Regions from separate parts of the Homo sapiens genome. Here region 1 is linked to region 2. The links are chromatin loops, found by intact Hi-C in ENCODE. Cell type or tissue: HepG2. All regions are shown on one strand. Each heading gives the region's core, and the rest is flanking DNA. Links, peaks and the distances in the headings are about the cores only. Region 1 has its middle 18 kb from the start of LINC02404. Region 2 has its middle 96 kb from the start of LINC02404.

The links. Peaks named below come from ENCODE experiments on the same cell type or tissue, not always from the same donor. Only the 100,000 strongest peaks of a DNase experiment are listed, where the experiment ranks them.
Region 1: a loop joins it to region 2, with 33 times the contacts of the local background. A loop is called at or near these places in 3 of 110 quality-filtered maps.

Annotation. Positions count from the first base shown.
Region 1 is chr12:91,892,096-91,895,014 of GRCh38, forward strand. No RefSeq gene overlaps it. Among named protein-coding and RNA genes, the nearest start is that of LINC02404, 18 kb to the left of the region's middle. In HepG2, for the core only: no CTCF peak of the experiment used is centred there; no DNase peak of the experiment used is centred there.
Region 2 is chr12:91,969,906-91,972,824 of GRCh38, forward strand. No RefSeq gene overlaps it. Among named protein-coding and RNA genes, the nearest start is that of LINC02404, 96 kb to the left of the region's middle. In HepG2, for the core only: no CTCF peak of the experiment used is centred there; no DNase peak of the experiment used is centred there.

The sequences.
Region 1 (2,919 bases), core at 165-2,664, 78 kb before region 2:
TGTGTGTGTTTGTGGCTAATAAACTATGATTTTGTTCTCCCAAACAAAACTAGAAAAATCAGCGAGTCACAAATAAACATGGGCTATTTATATGGCTTCTGTTGATGTGGGAAGAAACACTAATCTCCCTGGGACTATCAGACAACCCTAAGATCATTTCAGTGACACACTGTTTTATTAACAGCTCTGTGTGATAGGGAGAGGGCTGAAGAGTGCATCTGTAGTTTCTGGGGATTTGTGGACAGGGAGATCTAATGGGAGGACTTAGCATTTGGAGATAGGGTAGTTGGGGGAAGGATAAGGAAAAGAGATCCCTCCCATGAGAGAAGCCCATGCAAGAAGCCAGCAGGGCCCAGGAAGCACCCAGGAAATATGTCCCATCAGCTCCTCCTCGGGATTTTCTTTAAGGAACCAGATGGCTGCCTTGGCTGGGAGAGTGAAAATAGAGGAAAAGATGAAAAACCTCAGGAGAAATAACTGAATATTGTTCTTACCAAGCCATCTACTGCAGATGGCCAGGCATTCCTGAACTGTGAAAGTAGGTTAATCTGAAGAGGCAGTGGTTTAGGGGGCCAGGACACACTCGGCCAGAATCCTCCATCTGCTACTTCCCAAACCTTTCTAGCTTTGGTCGCATTTAACCTTTATGAGCCTCAATGCCAAACTGTACTCATTCTGCTGAAGGCTAACCATGTGACAACCAGGGTGCTTGGGTTGGGTAACAAAGATGATTACATAAAATAACAAAGAACTCACACAAATACATAATTATCACATAATTCTGTGAATGCAGTGATCGACATACACACAAGGAAAGTATACGCCTGGTCGGGGTTGGGGACGTGGGGCTTGCAAAGCAGGAAAAGACTCTGGTGGAGAAAGTGATACCTGGGCTCAATCATTAAGGATGAGGAGCAGTTGAGAAAGGAATAAATAGTTAATGGAGAAAAGAAAGGAAAAATAAAAAAAATGGAGAAAAACATACACATGTCTATATCTATAGATATCTATATCTATGCCTATAGAAAAAGATATATGTATCTATATAGATATCTGTATCTTTACCTATAGAAAAACATATACATATCTATATCTATAGATATCTATATCTATACCTATAGAAAAAGATATACATATCTATATAGATATCTATATCTTTACCTATAGAAAAACATACAGATATCTATATCTAATACCTACAGAAAAACATATACATATCTGTATCTATAGATATAGATATATATACACAGATTTATATTTTAAAAAAAAACAGATCCTTTCTCAGTATAAAAGGAGAAAGACGTATGTAAATCAGGAAATGCCTAAACAGGTAGAGTTAAAAGGGTTAGAGAAAAGTTATTGATTGAAAAGGAAAGAAAAATAAGAAGAATGGCTAGAGACCACTCCAAATAAATCCTTTTCCATGAAGAATATCCTTTCTTTCTTTATGTGCTGTTGTTGCCTTTGCCGTTTATGTGTATTTGCACAGACAATTTAGCAGCAGTGTTCATACAAACTTTCTCTCCTTTGTGGTCAAACAGGTTGCATCAGTGAGATAACAGACATACTTGGCAAGTAAACTTCCTCAGGGACCAGAGCCTCAGGGATCACAGCAGCAACCAACACTCCCCAACATCGGTGTCTTTCAGTGGCTTGCCTATTGGATGACCTTCTGCCAGAGCTGGAAACCCTTCTCCCATTGCTTTGACATTGAAAACTGGATAGGGTTTGGCTTCTGTCTAGCGCAGTTAATCCATATTATTGAGAAACAAGCTGTTACTGAATTTAAACACTAATCGAAACCTACACACCCATCACCCACCACTTTCTGATCCTAGATGTCTCATGAGGCTCCAGTTGTTGATGTCTAGGCATCTTTTCTTTGGAACCCCAGTGTCCCAGGGTGCTATTTAGAGAAGAACAACCTACTGTGTAGCCCCTAGAGAGGCTACCTTGTGAGTCATGAGCCCATTCACCTTAGGAACTGTCTTTCCAGAAGCATGAACCAGAGAAGGTGCTCTCATGGAGAGCTGCACTTGTTTTATTAACAACAAAAAAACTGAGATGAGGATGGTTAATGGGTAAAAAAAAAAAAAGAAACAGAATAAATGTGAGCTACTATTTGATAGCACAATAGGGTGATTCTAGCCAATAATAACTTAATTGTAAATTTTAAAATAACTTAAAGAGTGTAATTGGATTGTTTGTAACTCAAGGGATAAATGCTTGAGGGGATGGATGCCCCGTTCTCCATGATGTGCTTATCTCACATTGCATGCCTGTAACAAAGCATCTCATGTACCCCATAAATATATACACCAACTAAGTACCCACAAAATTAAAAAAAATTTAACACTGAAAAACATTAATTTGTTTTAGTGACACCATTCACTATTGGCATCTTAGACGCTTCAACAACAGTTAAGTTAAGGTTCCCTAAGGCTGTTACCAGGTTTGTGGATTAAAAAGAAGATATTCGGCCAGGTGTGGTGGCTTACGCCTGTGATCCCAGCACTTTGGGAGGCCAAGGGGAGTGGATAACGAGGTCGGGAGTTTGAGACCAGCCTGGCCAGCATGGTGAAACCCTGTCTCTACTAAAAATACAAAAAACTAGCCGGGCATGGTGGTGCACACCTGTAATCCCAGCTACTTGGGAGGCTGAGGCAGGAGAATTGCTTGAACCCAGGAGGCAGAGGTTGCAGTGAGCTGAGACAGCATGACTGCACTACAGCCTGGGTGACAGAGCGAGACTCCATCTCAAAAAGGAAAAAAAAAAAAGGAAGATATTCATATTCTCCATGGGATGGTTGGTGGTTAAAGAGTTGTAGAGAGAGAAGGCCTATATTTGTCATCACAACTCTTTTCTCTCCACTCCACCACCACTGCCACTCAGAAAAAGTTGGGACAGATCAACATTAT
Region 2 (2,919 bases), core at 101-2,600:
CCGAGAATTCACTATTGCAATGACAGCACTAAGGGGAATGGTGTTAAGCCATGAGAAACCACCCCCATGATCCAATCACCTCCCACGAGGCCCCACCTCCAACAATGGTGATTACAATTAAACATGAGATATGGGCAGGAATACAGATCCAAATCATGTCATTCTGTCCCTGGCCCCTCCAAAATCTCATGTTCTTCTCACATTGCAAAATACAATCATGCCTTCCCAGTAATCCCCCAAAGTCTGAACTCATTTCAGCATTAACTCACAAGCCCAAAGTCCAAAATCCAAAGTCTCATCTGAAACAAGGCTAGTTCCTTCCACCTATGAGCCTGTAAATATAGAAAAACAAGTTAGTTACTTCCAAGATACAATGAGGGCACAGGCATTGGGTAAATATTCCCATTCCAAAAGAGACGAATCATCCAAAAGAAAGTAGCTACAGGCACCATGCAAGTCTGAAACCCAGTAGGGGAGTCATTAAATCTCAAAGCTCAAAAATAGTCTCCTTTGACTCCATGTCTCACGTCCACAGCACTCTGAGGCAAGGCCTTGGGCAGCTCCACCCTGGTGGCTTTGTAGGGGTCCCTTCCCATGGCTGCTCTCATAGGCTGGTGTTGAGTGTCTGCAGCTTTTCCAGGCACAGAGTGCAAGCTGCCACTGGATCTACCATTCTATGATCTGGAGGATGGTAGCCCTTTTCTCACAGCTCCACTAAGCAGTGCCCCAGTGGGAACTCTATGTGGCTCCAACCCCACATTTCCTCTTTACACTACCTTAGTAGAGGTCCTCCATGAGGGCTCTGCCCCTGCAGCAGGCTTCTGCCTGGACATCCATGCTCTTCCATACATCCTCCAAAATCTAGGCAGAGGTTCCCAAGCCTCAACTCTTGTACTGTGCACATCCACAGGCTTAACACCATGTAGAAGCTGCCTAGACTTAGGGCTTGCACCCTCTGAAGCAGTGGCCTGTGCTTTACCTGGGTTCCTTTTAGCCACAACTGGAGCTGGAGTGACTAGGATGCAGGGACCAGTGTTCAGGGCATCAGGACCCTGGGCCTAGCTCATGAAACCATTCTTCTCTCCTAGGCCTCTGGACCTGTGATGGGAGGGGTTGCCATGAAGTTCTCTGAAATGCCTCCAAAGATTTCTTCCCATTGTCTTGGCCATCAGCACTTGGCTCCTTTTTACTTATGCAAATTTTTGCCACCTGCTTTAATTTCACCCCTGAATGAGCTTTTCTTTACTACCACATGGCCAGGCTGCAAGTTTTTCAACCTTTTATGCTCTGCTTCCCTTTTAAACGTAACTTGCAGTTTTAGGTTATTTTTTTGCTCACGTATATGAGTGTAGGCAGTTAAAAACAGCCAGATCACATCTTGAATGGTTTTCTGTTTAGAATTTTCTTCCACTAGATACTCTAAATCATCATTCTCAAGTTCAAACTTCCACAAATCTGTAGGGCATGGGCATAATGCCACCAAGTTCTTCACTAAAGCATAATAAAAGAGCCCTTTTCTCCAGTACCGAATGTTCCTCATTTCCATCTGAGACTTCCTCAGCCTGGACTTCATTGTCCATATTACTATAATTTTGGTCACAACCATTCAACAAGTCTCTAAGAAGTTCCAAATTTTCTCGCATCTTTCTGTCTTCTTCTGAGACCTCCGAACTCTTCCAACCTCTGCCCATTACCCAGTTCCAAAGTCACTTCCACATTTTCAGTGCCCCACCACTTGGTACCAATCTTCTGTATTAGTCCATTCTCACACTGCTATGAAGAACTATCTGAGACTGAGTAATTTAAAAAGAAAAGGGATTTAATTGGCTCACAGTTCTGCAGGCTATATAGAAAGCATAGTGGCATCAGCTTCCGGGGATGCCGCAGGGAACTTACAATCATGCCAAAAGGTAAAGGGGGCGTGAGGCATGTCTTACATGGCCGGAGCAGGAGCAAGAGAGCAGGGGAGGAGGTGCTACATACTCTTAAACAACCAGATCTCACGAGAGCTCACTATTGTGACAACATAATCAAGAGGAATGGTGTTAAACCATGAGAAACCACCCCCATGATCCAATCATCTCCTACCAGGCTCCACCTCCAACATTGAAGATTACTAATTGAACATGAGATTTGGACAGGGACACAGATCCTAACCATATTAGTGAGGACTCTTCTAAAAGGCTGAAAAAGCTCTTTCTCAATTCTGTCTCTATATACCTCCAAGTAGCTTCTTGCGACTGATCGCATTCACTTTGGATAATCTGCACCTGAGCTCTGCTTTTATTAGTACAGGCGGTGAAAGTCAATTGTATTAACAAATATTCCAAGGAAAAAATAACTGAGAGAGAATTCAGTGAGGAACCTGGTTTTTCTGTGAGAGAATTTTGAGTGTTTAGTCAATTCAGCCCATTAGCCTGAACTAAATATTAAATAAAGAGATTGCAGTTTATCTGATGACTGCTGGACCACAAAAGCACTGAGTGGAAATCCAAATTCAATTTTAGACAAACCTGGAGATAAGGTATTGCACAGTTTCCTGAAGTTAATAGAATGTCACGTATAACTGCCCCACACGTGGGCCAACCAGTAGTGACCACTGTGCTTCTCATACCTGTGGATAAAGGTCTAATAGAAGTTGCTGCTGAATCTACATTAATCAATATATAAAGTTATTAATACCCAGAAAAATTAGAGGAAATAGAAATATTATAAAGAGTTATCTAAGTTCAACAATATTGCCTCTATTTTAAAACAGAAAATATAGAAAGTTTAGTATTTTAAAACTTTAACTGAAGATTAAAAACATATGTTCATAATAACATTGATGAATAGCAATAGCTACTGTGTGTTTTATATTTTTTATAAGTTCTCCACATATCATTTATCAAAAATAGCCCATATTTGTTAGCACTTTAC